2 separate regions of the Homo sapiens genome follow, and region 2 is linked to region 1. Evidence: read pairs that join two places in POLR2A ChIA-PET (ENCODE). Cell type or tissue: CD4-positive, alpha-beta T cell. All regions are shown on one strand. Each heading gives the region's core, and the rest is flanking DNA. Links, peaks and the distances in the headings are about the cores only. Region 1 holds the start of ZNF575 (zinc finger protein 575). Region 2 has its middle 25 kb from the start of LYPD3.

The links. ChIA-PET counts read pairs that join two places held together with the same protein. Peaks named below come from ENCODE experiments on the same cell type or tissue, not always from the same donor. Only the 100,000 strongest peaks of a DNase experiment are listed, where the experiment ranks them.
Region 2: POLR2A ChIA-PET joins it to region 1 with 36 read pairs; 19 of 35 experiments call an interaction of 5 or more read pairs at or near these places.

What each region holds. Positions count from the first base shown.
Region 1 is chr19:43,530,264-43,537,909 of GRCh38, forward strand. It overlaps ZNF575 (zinc finger protein 575), which reads left to right and starts at 2,925. Exons shown (of 4, transcript NM_174945.3): 1 at 2,925-3,258; 2 at 3,532-3,639; 3 at 4,074-4,238; 4 at 4,766-5,824. The coding sequence starts at 4,160. The coding sequence ends at 5,424. RefSeq lists silencers at 892-1,063, 3,031-3,340. In CD4-positive, alpha-beta T cell, for the core only: CTCF peaks have their summits at 2,941 and 5,410 (motif pointing right); DNase peaks (open chromatin) are centred at 2,958, 3,788, 4,988, 5,038 and 1 weaker place; H3K4me3 peaks cover 2,087 bases; H3K27ac peaks cover 2,325 bases.
Region 2 is chr19:43,436,434-43,444,079 of GRCh38, forward strand. No RefSeq gene overlaps it. Among named protein-coding and RNA genes, the nearest start is that of LYPD3, 25 kb to the right of the region's middle. In CD4-positive, alpha-beta T cell, for the core only: no CTCF peak of the experiment used is centred there; DNase peaks (open chromatin) are centred at 1,028 and 2,888; H3K27ac peaks cover 1,891 bases.

The DNA of each region.
Region 1 (7,646 bases), core at 1,681-6,680:
TGCCACCTCCACCCACTTCCAGGCCCTGCTGAGTTAAACTCTCTCTCTTTTTTTTTTTTTTTTTTTTTGAGATGGAGTCTTGCTCTGTTGCCCAGGCTAGAGTGCGGTGGTGCAATCTCAGCTCACTGCAACCTCCGCCTCCTGGGTTCCAGAGATTCTTCTGCCCCAGCCTCCCAAGTAGCTGGGATTACAGGTGCACACCACCACACCCAGCTAATTTTTGTAGTTTTAGTAAAGATGGGGTTTCACCATGTTGGCCAGGCTGGTCTGGAACTCCTGACCCCAAGTAATCCACCTGCCTCAGCCTCCCAAAGTGCTGGGATTACAGGGCCGAGCCACCGTGCCCAGCCAGATTTAACCTATCTTAACCAGGCCACTTTTCTGTTATCACACCCTCTGCCCCATTCAAGGGGCAGCAAAGCATAAATGCAAATTGCCTGGACTGCAGGGCCAGGCTGAGGGATTCAAATCCTGGCTCTGATACTTCCTGGCTGGGATGACCTTCCCCTCCACACTTCATTTTCCTCCTCTGTACAAGGATGATAGTAGCACCTCCTCTTAAAACATTGCTATGGGGATTAAATAAATTAATGCACATAAGGACAGTTTCCAGTGTATAATAAGTGCTAGCAATTAATACTGTAATTAATATATAACAATACCCTCACTGGTCTTCTGGCTTCTACTCTGCCTTCTTAAAATCATGGTTCTTGAAAATAGCTGTGGCCCTAGAGGTTGGGCGCGGTGGCTCACACCTGAAATCCCAGCACCATGGGAGGCCGAAGTGGGCGGATCACCTGAGGTCAGGAGTTTGAGACCAGCCTGGCCAACATGGTGAAACTCCATCTTTACCAAAAATACAAAAAAAAAAAAAAAAATTAGCCAGGCGTGGTGACGGGCACCTGTAATCCCAGCTACTCAGGACGTTGAAGCAGGAGAATCACTTGAACCTGGGAGGTGGAGGTTACAGTGGGCTGATATCTCGCCACTGCACACCAGCTTGGGTGACAGAGCAAGACTCCGTGCAAAAAAAGAAAGAGGTGGGCACAGTGGCTCACCCCTGTAATCCCAGCACTTTGGGAGGCCAAGACGGGTGGATCACGAGGTCAGGAGATCGAGACCAGCCTGGCCAACATGGTGAAACCCTGTCTCTACTAAAAATACAAAAATTAGCTGGGTGTTGTGGTGAACACCTGTAATCCCAGCTACTTGGGAGGCTGAAGCAGGAGAATCGCTTGAACTCGGGAGGCAGAGGTTGCAGTGAGCCAAGATTGCGCCACTGCACTCCAGCCTGGGGGACACAGCGAGATTCCATCTCAAAAAAAAGAGAGAGAGAGAGACCGAAGTGTCACTTCAAACTAATACAATGTGTGGAGCTCATTTAGATCTTAAGTCAAGCAAATCAAGTGTAATAAAAAGATATTTATGAGATATGATGTTTGACATTTAGCTTCAGAATCATTTGGGAAGAGTGGATGGGGGGTAAATCAAACAATACTGGTCATGAGTGAATAATTATTTTAAAAACTTTTTTTTTAAAGATACGGGGTATCACTCTGTTGCGCAGGCTGGAATGCAGTAACACAATCATAGCTCATTGCAGACATGAACTCCTGGGTGAGTCCCCACTCCCTACCCCCGTGAAATAGCTGGGACTACAGGCTGCCATTAAGCCAGACTTTTTTTTTTTTTTTTTTTTTTTTTTTAAGATGGGGAGGTGTCTCACTATGTTGCCTAGGCTGGGATTTTTGTTTGTTTGGGTTTTTGGTTTTTTTGTTTTTTTGAGACGGAGTCTCACTCTGTTGCCCAGGCTGGAGTGCAGTGGCTTGATCTTGGCTCACTGCAACCTCTGCCTCCCAGGTTCAAGCCATCCTCCCACCTCAGCCTCCGGAGTAGCTGAGATTACAAGCGTGTGCCACCATGCCTGACTAATTTTTGTATTTTTAGTAGAGACGGGTTTTCACCATGTTGGCCAGGCTGGTCTCGAACTCCTGACGTCAGGTGATCCGTCCACCTCCGCCTCCCAAAGTGCTGGGATTACAGGCGTGAGCCACCGTGCCTAGCCCCCGTCTAGTTTGGAAATCCTGGGCTCAAGTGATTCGCCCGCCTCTGCCTCCCAGAGTGCTGGGATTACAGGCATGAGACAGGGAGCCCGGCCTAGGCACTTTCTAGTCTAAACACTTTCCATTGATTATCATATTTAATCCTAAAAACGCTCCATTTTATAGATGAGGAAACAGGCCTAGAAAGAGAGCTAGAAAGGGTCACACGGCTAGAAAGTGGCACAGCCGTATTCCAAACCAGTTACCCAGGCAATCTGGCTCCAGAGTCCAAATAACCCCGCCAAACTCCCAGGGATCGCCAGACCTTGCGGGTTATCGGACTGAGACCCACCCATGCAGAGGACTTTTATGGGCATTTCCTGGTCCTTTCTGCACCAGGCAGGAAGGTGCACCGCCACTGCTCGGGAAGAATGCTAAGCTGCATGCCACCCCAGGCCTGGCACCAAGAGCATGGGCCAGGGCACCTCGGGACCACCCAGGCTTCCGAGGGGGAAGGTAGATGGGTGCGTGGCTGAGAATCTTGAATCACCCAATAGCGAGGTGTGCCAAGGCGCTGTGCAAATAACGTGCCTTTTATTGGGCACTGGCTCTCTTTGAGCCCGGAGTCCCGCCCCCGCCCTCTCTCGAAGAACTGGCCAGACTTTTTGCAAACGCCTTGAAGGGTAGAATTAGCAGCGAGCTCTTGAAACTGCCTCTGGAGATGGAACTCAGCGGAATTCTCGAAAAGAAGAGGGACATTAAAAAGACGGGTGCATGCACTGATTTCCAAGCGCAGTTTGTCCATGTTAGTCTTGTACATGCTTGACTCCAGTCAGCCACCGTAGGCCCCGCCACCGGCGGTGCACTTTCTGTCGATACGGTAGCTTCGCGCTTGCTCACGAACTTGCCTGCCTGGCTGGCGCACCCAGCCCCTCCTTCCATTCCTTCTTCCCCCTCTCTGCAGCCTCTGCCAGCCCGCACTGCGCATGCTTTCTGACGCCCCCTTTGGTCCAGCGTGGGAGGAGGGGATGGAAATGAGGTTGGGCTAAGCAGCTTGCGCGCGCTCCCTTGCCTGCCCTCCCCCGACGCCGGACGCGCGCCGGGCGGGGCAGCTCCGCTGGTCCGAGGGCAGTGCAGCAGCGGCGACAGCGGCTGCGGCCGTGGCCGTGGCGGGAGGAGCCGGAAGCCCCGCCCCCGGGGAGGGGCCGTCCTGCAGGTGAGGGCGCAGGGGTTCGGGCGCGGATATTGGCTTGCAGGCTGAATGCCAGAATCACCCCGAGGGAGATCGGTTGTGGTCCGGACGCCTAGATTCTGGAGATGCTGGAGGGACTGTGCATTGGTGCCAGAGCCTCGGGAGGGTGCATCGGTGCCTGAATGTCTGATTCCGAGGGGTGCATTGAATCCTTTACGCTTGGGACTCTGAGGGAAAAGTCCATTAGGGGTCTCTGGACCGCGACGCATGCCAGGTTCCTTCCGTATCTTCCTCCAGGTCCCCCCTCTATCCTCCACGGCCCCATCCAAGCCAGGGATGAAATTTAACGGCAAGAAGGGCGCAGTTGACGCGGCGTCAATGAACTGAGACTAAGTCAAAAGCCGGGTAAAGCTAGGTCTTCGACGTGAAGCCCCGCCCACTGTGCCCATAGGCCCCTCCCCTGGGACGGTGATGAAAGACCTGCCCACTCCGCTCGAAGGCCCCCGCCCCCTGGGTCTAGTTTCAGAACAAGACTTTTTTTGTACAGCCCCGCCCATTCCAGGACTGCAGGGTCTGGTGGGGAAGGTCCCGCCCACTCTGCGCATAGGCCCCGCCGGCTCCGCGCTTAAGACGGCCGCTGAGTTAGTTGTGGAGACTCCGCCCACTCTGCTGAAAGACTCCAACCCTGGGTTTAGATAGCGAAGGGACTGCCTCTGGCTTGAATTTGCATAGCCCCGCTCACTGTGCTCTTAGGCTCCGCCTCCCCGCTAAGCCTGCCCCCGCCTTAGCATCCCATACTTGCAGACCTTGCTCCTAAACAGTGTGATCCCTCATTTTAGGCCCTCCAACCCTATCCCCATCAGCCTGGTCATCACCGGCGTCACCCCCGCCCCGCGCCCTGCCCCTAGGTTCCTGTGCCAGCAAGATGCTGGAGCGAGGCGCGGAGTCCGCGGCCGGGGCTACCGATCCTAGTCCCACTGGCAAGGAACCAGTGACCAAAGAAGGTGAGAGTGCCCCGCCTGTGAGTAGGGAGCATTCTCCAGGAACGGGGGCCAAAATAATCACATTCTGGGGGAATCTCAGGGTGAAAATTTGAGGGCCCTAGGGTGATGACTATTTGGGATCCCCAAAACTGCCACATTCTGGGAAATCCTCCCATTTGGCTCAGAGAGAGCCTCAGTGACCATTTGCTAAGGCTCAGGAAATGAGCCTTACAGAAGGGACGGGTCAGGGATGACATGCGGGATGTCAGGGTGATCACTGGGAAGATACTAGAAACGGATACCTTGGTAGCTTTGAGGAAGCCTTAGTAGCTTTGGGGATCCAGGAAAGTAACCCTTTGGAGTCCCTCAGAATGACGCCTGGGGGGAGGGGGGAGCAGAAACATGCAATTTGGGGAGTCTCAATGTGATGCTTGAGGTGCCCAGGTACACTTGGAGGAGCCCCACGAATATCAAAGTCGTGGCGGAGCCTGGCCTAGGCCCAGGGCGTTGGCTGCTTCCTGGAGCCCACCAGCCCTCCTGTCCCCCAGCTCCCCACCAGGGCCCACCGCAGAAGCCCAGCCAGTCAGCTCCAGGGCCCACCGCGTCCGCGGGCTCGCCTCCCCGGCCTCGCCGGCGGCCCCCGCCCCAGCGCCCGCACCGCTGCCCCGACTGTGACAAGGCCTTCTCGTACCCGTCCAAGCTGGCCACGCACCGCTTAGCACACGGAGGCGCCCGACCCCACCCATGCCCAGACTGCCCCAAGGCCTTCTCCTACCCCTCCAAGCTGGCAGCCCACCGCCTCACGCACAGCGGCGCCCGCCCGCACCCGTGCCCACACTGCCCGAAGTCCTTTGGCCACCGCTCCAAGCTGGCGGCTCACCTCTGGACCCACGCACCCACCCGCCCCTACCCGTGCCCCGACTGCCCCAAGTCCTTCTGCTACCCTTCCAAGCTGGCGGCCCACCGCCACACGCACCACGCCACCGACGCCCGCCCCTATCCTTGCCCGCATTGCCCCAAGGCTTTCTCATTTCCCTCCAAGCTGGCCGCCCATCGCCTATGTCACGACCCCCCAACCGCGCCCGGCAGCCAGGCGACTGCCTGGCACCGATGCTCCAGCTGCGGCCAGGCCTTTGGCCAGAGACGCTTACTGCTCCTTCATCAACGCAGCCACCACCAGGTGGAGCACAAGGGGGAGAGAGACTGAGCCCTCCCTTGGCTCACTGTCCCCTTCTGCCGCCAGCCCTAGCCAGTAAGAGGTGGGATTTCTAAGACCGACTGTATGAGCTCGCCTCTTCCAGATAGCTGGCAGAGGGCAGGGCAAGGGATTGGCCATTTATACTGGGCTCGAGCTCAGAAGCCCGAGGAACTCTTTGCTCCCCTGCTTTGGGGAGATCTCAAACCATGGACGTGGAGCTGTGGTTTGACAGCGCTGGCTCTGCTTCTCCCCACACACTTACATGGCAAAGGTAAAAAGTCTGCTACTATCGTGGGTTGATGAGGATTGTGGGCAAACAGGCTCTCTTGTTAAAAGTTTAAACTGGTGTCTCCACTTTGGCCATATGACGGTATCTAAGAAATTGAAAATACATACATGCTTGTCTCAACTCTTCCACTTGTAGGAATTTATTCTATAAACTCATGAATGTGAAAAAAAAGCATAGTGTTAAGGGTGTTCACTGCAGTGCGACTGTTGTGGCCAAAGACTGGAAGCAACTCAAGTGCCCAAGAACAGGGGACCGACTATTGAATTACAGCCATGGAATGGAATAGGTAGCCATAGGAAAAAAGGAAGCGCTATATGTACTGATGTGGAAAAATCTCCGATACACTAGGTGATAAGAGCAAGAACAAAGGGTATATACCACTGACCATTTAAAGACATTCAAAAGCCCAAGCTTCAGGCTGGGTGTGGTGGTTCACGCCTATAATGCCAGCACTTTGGTTAGCTTGAGGCCAGTTCAAGAGCAGTCTGGGCAACATAGCGAGACACCATCTCTACCAAAAAAAAAAAAAAAGCTGGCTGTGGTGGCATGTACCTTAGTCCCAGCTACTTGGGAGACTGAGGAAGGTGGATCACTTGAGCTGGCAGGTCAAGGCTGCCATGAGCTGTGATGGTGCCACTGCCTTCCAGTCTGGGTGACAGAGCGAGACCCCATCTCAAAAAGAAAAACAAAAAAAGCCCAAGATTCAGACCCATCCCTGACCCACTTCTTACAAGTTGCCAGGCCTTGGACAAGCTTTGTCACTCCTCTGGATTCAGATGCCTTTGTTGTAAAATGGGTGGGTTATAAGGCATTTGTAAGGGGCAAGCAACACCTCAGGCAAAGTCAGTTCCCCTTATGGAGCCTGTTTCTCTCATTATAAAATAAGGATGAACAAGCTAACATTGGAATGTTCTTCATTCCACAAATACTAAGCACCTCCTGTGTGCTGGTCCCTGCATGGGGTGTTGGGGACACAGCATTGAAGACAGACCTTGTCTAGTGAGGAAAGTGAACACTAATTTTAAAAAGCAGCAGCAGACCAGGCAGAGTGGCTCAGGCCTGTAATCCCAGCACTTTGGGAGGCTGAGGCAGGCGGATAACTTGAGGTCAGGAGTTCAAAACCAGCCTGGTCAGCATGGCGAAACTCCATCTCTACTAAAAATACAAAAACTAGCTGGACATGGTGGCATGCACCTGTAATCCCAGCTACTTGGGAGGCTGAGGTATGAGAATCGCTTGGACGCGGGAGACGAGGTTGCAGTGAGCCAAGGTTGCACCACTGCACTCCAGCCTGGGCGACAGAGAGCCTGCCTCAAAAAAAAAAAAAAAAGCAGCAGCAGCCAAGTCATTCATTCATCCATGTGTGTATGTATGTAGAGACAGGGTCTATGTTGCCCAGGCTAGTCTGAACTTCTGGACTCCCACTTTGGCCTCCCAAAGTGCTAGGATTACAGGCATGAGCCACCATGCCCGGCCCCAAGTCCATTTAGAAGAACAAGTAGGAGAGCCTTGGCTCCCCACCCCCTCAACCCAGATACAAGATTACAAAGCTGTGCAGTAATGAAATTGGTGGTGGTGGCTTGAAAACGGGCCAGTGGAAGACAATTGAGAGCTCAGAAACAGACCTGTGCTTATGCTGACATATGACAAACTGGACCTGTAGACCTGGGAGTGGCAACCTTTTTCTATAAAGGGCCAAAGAGTACAGATGTCCCCTGACTTAACAATGGTTTGATTTCAGGATTCTCCAACTTTATGATGGGTTCATCCGGATGTAGCATCATTGTAAGTCAAAGGGCATTGGGTTTTTTTTGTTTTGTTTTGTTTTGTTTTGTTTTTTAGACAGGGTCTTGCTCTGTTGTCCAGGCTGGAGTGCAGTGGCACAATCGCAGCTCATTGCCCTGAATTCCTGGGCGCAAGCGATCCTCCTACCTCAGCCTCC
Region 2 (7,646 bases), core at 950-5,949, 95 kb before region 1:
TGGTCTCCTTTTAGGGGTAAGCAGGGGGCAATTTGAGAACTGAGATGCTTCAAGTTATTCCCCAGGCAGGGTTTGGGTTCCCCCAGAAGGATGTTAGCCTGAAAATTTTAAAAGACATGGCACAGGTCAGGGATTCCCAGGGTTTTGACCCCAATGGGGACACACAACACCCTGAAAGGGGACCAACTTCTTCCTTCACAGAGCCCTGGAAACACATCTTAGCTTTCTGGAAACTTCTTAAGATTCTCTAAGTCCCTCCAGGAAATTTGGAAAAATTCGTCCTCATCAAGGCCATGCTTTTGGTGTATGTAGGTTTCAGCCACTTTGGTGGATCTGTACTGTCTCGAGTCAACTAAACGGGTGTGGGCGGAGGATTACCTAGGTGCCGAGGCAAGAGACTGAAGGCACAAACTGTTTCAGTATAATAAAAAAAAATAGTTAGAATAAGAATAGTCGTAATACAAATTAGAGATAGAGATGGTCATGGACAATTATCAATCATTATTATAAACATTTATCATTAGCTTTTAATATTACTCTTCGTTGCATTACTAATATAACCTAGGAATAACCGGCGGGTATACGGTCAGGTGCTGAAGGGACATTGTCAGAAGTGACCTAGAAGGCAAGAGGTGAGCCCTCTGTCACGCCCGCATAAGGGCCGCTTGAGGACTCCTTGGTCAAGCGGTAACGCCAGTGTCTGGGAAGGCACCCATTACTTAGCAGACAGCGAAAGGGAGTCTCCTTTCCTTGGAGGAGTCAGGGAACACTCTGCTCCACCAGCTTCTTATGGAAGGCTGGATATTATCCAGGCCTGCGCGCAGTCATCCGAAGGCCTAAACCCCTCCCTGTAGTGCTGTGCTTCAATGGTCATGCTCCTTGTCCACTTTCATGCTCCTCCTGCACTCCTGGCTCCTCTTTGAAGTTCGTAGTAGATAAGGGTAGAAGAAATAGTGAAAGTCTTAAAGTCTTTGATCTTTCTTATAAGTGCAGAGAAGAAAACGCTGACGTACGTTGCCTTCCCTCTCTCTGCTTAGGCTACCCAAGAGGGAAGGGCCCCCGTCCTATGATCACGTGACTTGCTTCACCTTGTCAATCACTTAGAAGATTCACCCTCCTTACCCTGCCCCCTTGTCTTCTACGCAATAAATATCAGCGAGCCCAGCCTTTTGGGGCCGCTGCCGGTGTCCACGTCTTGATGGTAGTGGTCCCCTGGGCCCAGCTGTTTTCTCTTTATCTCTTTGTCTTGTGTCTTTATTTATTACAATCTCTCGTCTCCGCACATGGGGAGAACACCCGCTAAGCCCCGTAGGGCTGGCCCCTACAAGGCAGCCTTCAGAAAGGCCAATGGGGCTGAGGAACTGAAGCCTTCTACCAACAGCAGGCACAGCCTGCCAGTCATGTGAAGGAGCCATCTTAGAAGCAGATCCTCCAGCTCCAATTGAGCTTCCAGATGACTACAGCAGCCCCGGTCCACGTCAATCGATAAATCAATAAATGCTTATTAGGGCTGGGCATGGTGACCCATGCCTGTACTCCCAGCACTTTGGGAGGCAGAAGCAGCAGGATTGCTTGAACCCAGGATTTCAAGACCAACCTGGGCAGCATAGTGAGACCCCCAACTCTAGAAAAAAATTTTAAAATTAGCCAGGCATGGTGGCTCATGCCTGTAATCCCAGCACTTTGGGAGGCCAAGGCAGGAGTATTGCTTGAGCCTAGGAGTTCAAGACCAGTCTGGGTAACACGGCGAGACCCCATTTCTATTTTTTTAATAAATAAAATAAAAATAATTTTAAAAATTAGCTGGGCATGGTGGTGCATGCCTATAGTCTCAGCTACTTAGGAGGCTGAGGCAGGAGGATCACTTGAGCCCAGCAGGTCAAGGCTGCAGTGAGCCATGATGGTACCAGTGCACTCCAGCCTGGGCGATTAACCAACATTCCAAATGCATCCTCAGGAACAATAAATCTCTCAAATATTGCCTCTACAGGGGAAAAAACCCAAAGGTCCTTAATGATGACTCAGAGGGAAGGTTGAAAGATGCTTATCGGAGAGTTTGAGTTATATATCCATCTGTCTATCTATGTATTGGGGTTCACCAACTGTAAAAGCATCGTTGCTATTACAGATATAAGGCACTCCAAGCCCAAGAGCCCTGAGGGTAGGGAGGTTACTCCAGAAGATCAGGAACCAGGAAACGCCCACACCCACAGTAACGGTAAGAATGACAGCTGCAGACCAGACCAGCCCTCTACTGTGATGCTGGAGAGATGAGACCCAGCTGGGATCCCTGGCTCAGGCCCTCATGCCAAGACAGCTGTCTCTAATCTGCCGGTGACAGCCCAGCCAGCCCATTCTACTCAGGGAAATCATCTGGAATCATCTGGGTCTGGTTATTTTTCACAAGCAGCCAAAATCCTGGGAAACTGGTTTGTACAAACCACTAAATTTCCCTGGCTTATAAAATGGCAATAATCACAGTCTGGCTTCATAGAGCTGTCATGACAATTAAGTGGCTTCTGCAAATCACGTACATGGAACCAGGATGGAATCCAGGTCTATGAGGCGCACACGAGAAAAGATTTTGAAATGAGCTCCAAAGGTCTTGAGATGCATGAAACCCTCATTATCTGCACCTTTATTTACAAATCAATGCTTAACGGAGCTAAAGGCAAATCTTCATTTTAAGATTAAGAAAGATTAAGATTAATTAAGAAAACATAGACATATAATGAAAAGATACATACATATATTTAAAAAAACAAAAACAAAAACTGATAATGCAGTGACTAAGAGCAAATAATGCAATGACTAAGAGCAAATAACATCAAATCATTCACTTCTCATCAACCAGCAAATGTGAATGCCTTCAAAGCTTCCTGCCAACTTCCTCTAGACAACCACACCCAAATGGCAAATGCAGACACAACAGCTTCTTTGCTTGACTACTCTCTCCTACTTCATTTCCGTTCTCCCCACCCCCTACCCCGCCCCCCCCCCCCCCGCCGCCTCCACCCCGGCCCCCGCCGCCAAAACCCTGTGCATCCTGAACCTGGGAGCGTCCTTTAAAGAAGCCATACAAGGGAGCTCCCTGAGGTCCTCCCCTAAACGGCCTCTGACTCTCCTACCTGGAAGCAGAGCCCAAGAACTTTGAGCTGATGAGAGGACTCTGGGCTTGGCCGTGTATGGGAAAGCAGCCTGTTGCATGTCAAGAGTGACGCCATCTTGAAGCAAAACCGCCGTGATTGGTTTTGCAGACCAACCTGTTGCAGACCAACCTGGAATAGCTGACAGCTGAGTTCCAGACATATGAGAAGGTACAGATGACCCAGAAGAACCATCCAGCCAAGCCTAGCTAAATGCCCTACCCACAAACTCAGAAGCTAAAAAAACATGCTACTGAGCTTTGGGGTGGTTTGTTACACAGCATTATTGTAACTAACCAATACAAGAAACCTGCAGCTGCTCAGCCAAATCCTGAAGCTAGCCTGCTTGGATTTGAAACCCATCTCCATTACCTGTCAGCTGAGTGACTTAACTTCCCTGAGCCTTAGATCTCTCATCTATAAAATGGGATAAGAGCAGGTCTAACCCAACAAGATGGTTCCATCATTCAGGAAACAACAGTTTATGGGGTTCCTCTTGCTCTGTGTGAGAAAGAGACAACAATGACCAAGACAGACTAGGCATGATGGCTCACGCCTGTAACCCCAGCACTTTGGGAGGCCAAGGTGGGAGGATTGATTGAGCCCAGGAATTGAAAGCCAGCCTGGGTAACATAGCAAGACCCCATCTCTAAAAAAAAAAAAAAAAAAAAAAATTAAGAACCTGGGAGGCCGAGGTTGCGGTGAGCCGAGATCGCGCCAATGCACTCCAGCCTGGAGGCGAGAGCGAAACTCCATCTCAAAAAGAAGAAAAAAAAAATTAAAAATTAGCCAGGGGTGGTAGCTCATGCCCATAGTTCCAGCACTTTGGGAGGTCAAGGTGAGAGGATCACCTAAGCCCAGGAGATTGAGGCTGAAGTGAGCTATGATCACACCACTACATTCCAGCCTGGGCAACAGAGCAATACCCTGTCTGTAAAAAACCAAAACAGTGACCAAGAGAAAGTTCCATATGCATAAAAAGCAAACAGATCTACGATATGAAGTCAGGTAGAGAGAAGTAAGTGCTCTGAAGAGAAGCACAACTGACTAAAGGACGGAGGCTGTGATGGGGAGAGGAGATACTGCTTTCGATAAGGTAGTCAGGGACGCCCACCAAAAGGAGATGACATCCCAGCCACGTGTGAATGAAGAGACCATGAGGGAGGTTTTCCCAGCAGAGGGAATGGTGGTGCCAAGGTGTAGAAGCGGGCATGAGATTGGTGTGTGTGAGCAATGGAAAGAAGGCTGGCAAGAAGAGGCAAGTGGCAGAATGGCAGGAGGCGGCATCTAAGAGGCAGGCACAGATCAGAGTATGGGGATAATGGATTTAGGAAGTTTTTTGTTTGTTTATGTTTTTGTTTAGAGACAGAGTCTTGCTCTGTCACCCAGGTTGGAGTGCAGTGGCGCGATCTTGGCTCACTGCAACCTCCATCTCCTGGGTTCAAGTGATTCTCCTGCCTCAGCCTCCAGAGTAGCTGGGATTACAGGCATGCACCACCATGCCCGGCTAATTTTTTGTATTTTTAGTAGAGACAGGGTTTTGCCATATTGCCCAGGCTGGTCTCGAACTCCTGAACGCAAGTACTCCACCCACCTCAGCCTCCCAAAGTGCTGAGATTACAGGCGTGAGCCACCGTGTCCAGCCATTTTTTTTTTTAAGGCAGGGTCTTGCTCTATCGCCCAGGCTGGAGTATAGTGGCACAATCATGGCTCACTGCAGCCTCAACCTCCTGGGCTCAAGCTATTCTCCTGTCTTAGCCTCCCACGTAGCTGAGACTACAGGCACAGGCCACTCCTAGCTTGGAGTGTGGATTTTATTGTGATTAAATTAGTTGTCAACCTAGATAACAAACAGCGAGAGGCTCTCTAAAAGAAACAAAAATTGGTTGGGCGAGGTGGCTCACGTCTGTAATCCTAGCACTTTGGGAGGCCGAGGCGGGTGGATCACTTGAGGTCAGGAGTTCGAGACGAACCTGACCAACATGGCAAAGCCTCATCTCTACTAAAAATACAAAAATTAGCCAGGCATCATGGCAGGTGCATGTAATCCCAGCTGCTAGGGAGGCCAAGGCAGGAGAATCAGTTGAACCCGGGGGGTGGAGGTTGCAGTGAGCCAAGTTCATGCCACTGCACTCCAGCATGGGCGAAAGAGTGAAACTACATCTCAAAAAAAAAAAAAAAGTTTATTCAAGAACAGAGAATTGCAATGGGAATAGGAGTGTTATACATATTCAAGGAGGTCAAAGAAGACAAAGGTTTTTAAAGAAAAAAAATGAGGAGAATTACATAATGGTTTTGAAATAATCATCTTTGGCTAGAAAAATGAATCACAAAGATGATGCCAGTCTGGGGTTGGACAGGCAGTTGCTGGGCAAACGTCCTTGCAGAAGTATTTTTCTGTGTAAGTTTGCAATGGTCTTTGTGTGAGATTGTGTTTTTTGCAGTTTTTTTGTGATAGTTTTTGTGATCAGTCATACAAGTATGAGAACCCTCTCTCCATGGCTTTCCTTCACTCTGTTGGTCGGAGCTTTTTTTTCTTTTTCTTTTTTTTAACATGAGTGACTCCATTTTGATTCTGATAACCTTCAAAAGTTCATATGTGCCTGGGTCATGGGGACTGCTTAGTAAATGCTAGCTTTCACTTTACTATTGGAATTTTTACCTCCAAAATGCAGCATCTCCCCATTCCAAGGTCCTAAGTAGAATGGAAGAGGAGATGCCAGGGAATCTTGACAAGGGAAACTTTCACGGTTGACTCTACATTTGAATTTCTATAGCAGGATTAAGTCTGTGTATTATTTACGTGATTTAAAAAGGCCGAGTGTGGTGGCTCACGCCTGTAATTCCAGGACTTTGGGAGGCTGAGGCAGGTGGATCACCTGAGGTCAGGAATTTGAGACCAGCCTGGTCAACATATAATGAAACCCCATCTCTACTACGAATATAAAAATTAGCCAGGCATGGTGGCATACACCTGTAATCCCAGCTACTCAGGAGGCTGAGGCAAGAGAATTGTTTGAACCTGGGAGGCAGAGGTTGCAGTGAGCCAAGATGGCACCACTGCACTCCAGCCTGGTGACAGAGCGAGACTCTGTCTCAAAAAAAAAAAAAAAAAATCTAAAAATTAGCTAGGCATGGTGGTGCACACTTGTGGTCCCAGCTACTTGGAAAACTAAGGCAGAAGGATCGCCTAAGCCTAGGAGGTCAAGGCTGCCATGAGCTGCGATCACACCACTGCACCCCAGGCTGGGTGACAGAGCAAGACCCCCTCTCACAAAAAAATTTTTAAAAAGATAATGTTAAATATATGTTAGTAGATAAATGTTCACAAAAATCATTAGTGTTGAAGGAAGTGAGGAAAAGATTAAAGGGTGTATTAGTCCATTCTCACACTGCTATAAAGATACTACCTGCTATAAAGATACTGGCCAGACAAGGTGGCTCATGCCTGTAATCCCTACTCTTTGGGAGGCTGAGGTGGGTAGATCACCCGATGTCAGGAGTTCAAGACCAGCCTGGCTAACATGATGAAAACCCGTCTCTACTAAAAATACAAAAAAAAAAAAAAAGTCAGGCATGGTGGCAGGCACCTGTAATCAGCTACTCAGGAGGCTGAGGCAGGAGAATCACTTGAATCCAGGAGACAGAGGTTGTGAGCCGAGATCGCACTACTGCACTCCAGCCTGGGCAACAAGAGGGAAACTCTGTCTCAAAAAAAAAGATACTACCTGAGACTGGGTAATTTATAAACAAAAGAGGTTTAATTGACCTGCAGTTCCACATTGCTGAGGAAGCCTCAGGAAACTTACACTCATGGCGGAAGGGGAAGGGGAAGCAAGCACCTTCTTCACAAGGTGGCAGGAGAGACAGTGCAGGGGAAACGGCCACTTATAAACCATCAGATCTCATGAGAACTGCATGGGGGAACCACCCCCAAGATCGAATCACCTCCCACCAGGTCCCTCCCTCCACATGTGGGGATTACAATTTGAGATGAGGTTTTGGGGGGACACAGAGCCAAACCATATCACCAGGGTTAAGATTTATAAATTGCTCTGTGAACCCCGAAAATCTGAGACAGGTCTCAGTTAATTCAGAAAGTTAATTAGGAGACCAAGGTTGAGAATGCACGCACATGACACAGCCTCAGGAGGTCCTGATGACACGTGCCCAAGGTGGTAGGGGCACAGCTTGGTTTTATACCTTTTAGGAAGACATGAGACATCAATCAGTAGGTGTAAGATGTACATTGGTTCAGTCCAGAAAGGTGGGACAACTCAAGGTGAAGGCAGGAAACTGGAAGAAAGGAGGGGGCTTCCAGATCATAGGTAGATAAGAGAGAAGTGGTTGCATTCATTTTTTTGAAATGGAGTCTCACTCTGTAACCCAGGCTGGAGTACAGTGGTGCTATCTCGGCTCACTGCAACCTCCACCTCCTGGGTTCAAGTGATTCTCCTGCCTCAGTCTCCCAAGTAGCTGGGATTCCAGGTGCCCACGACC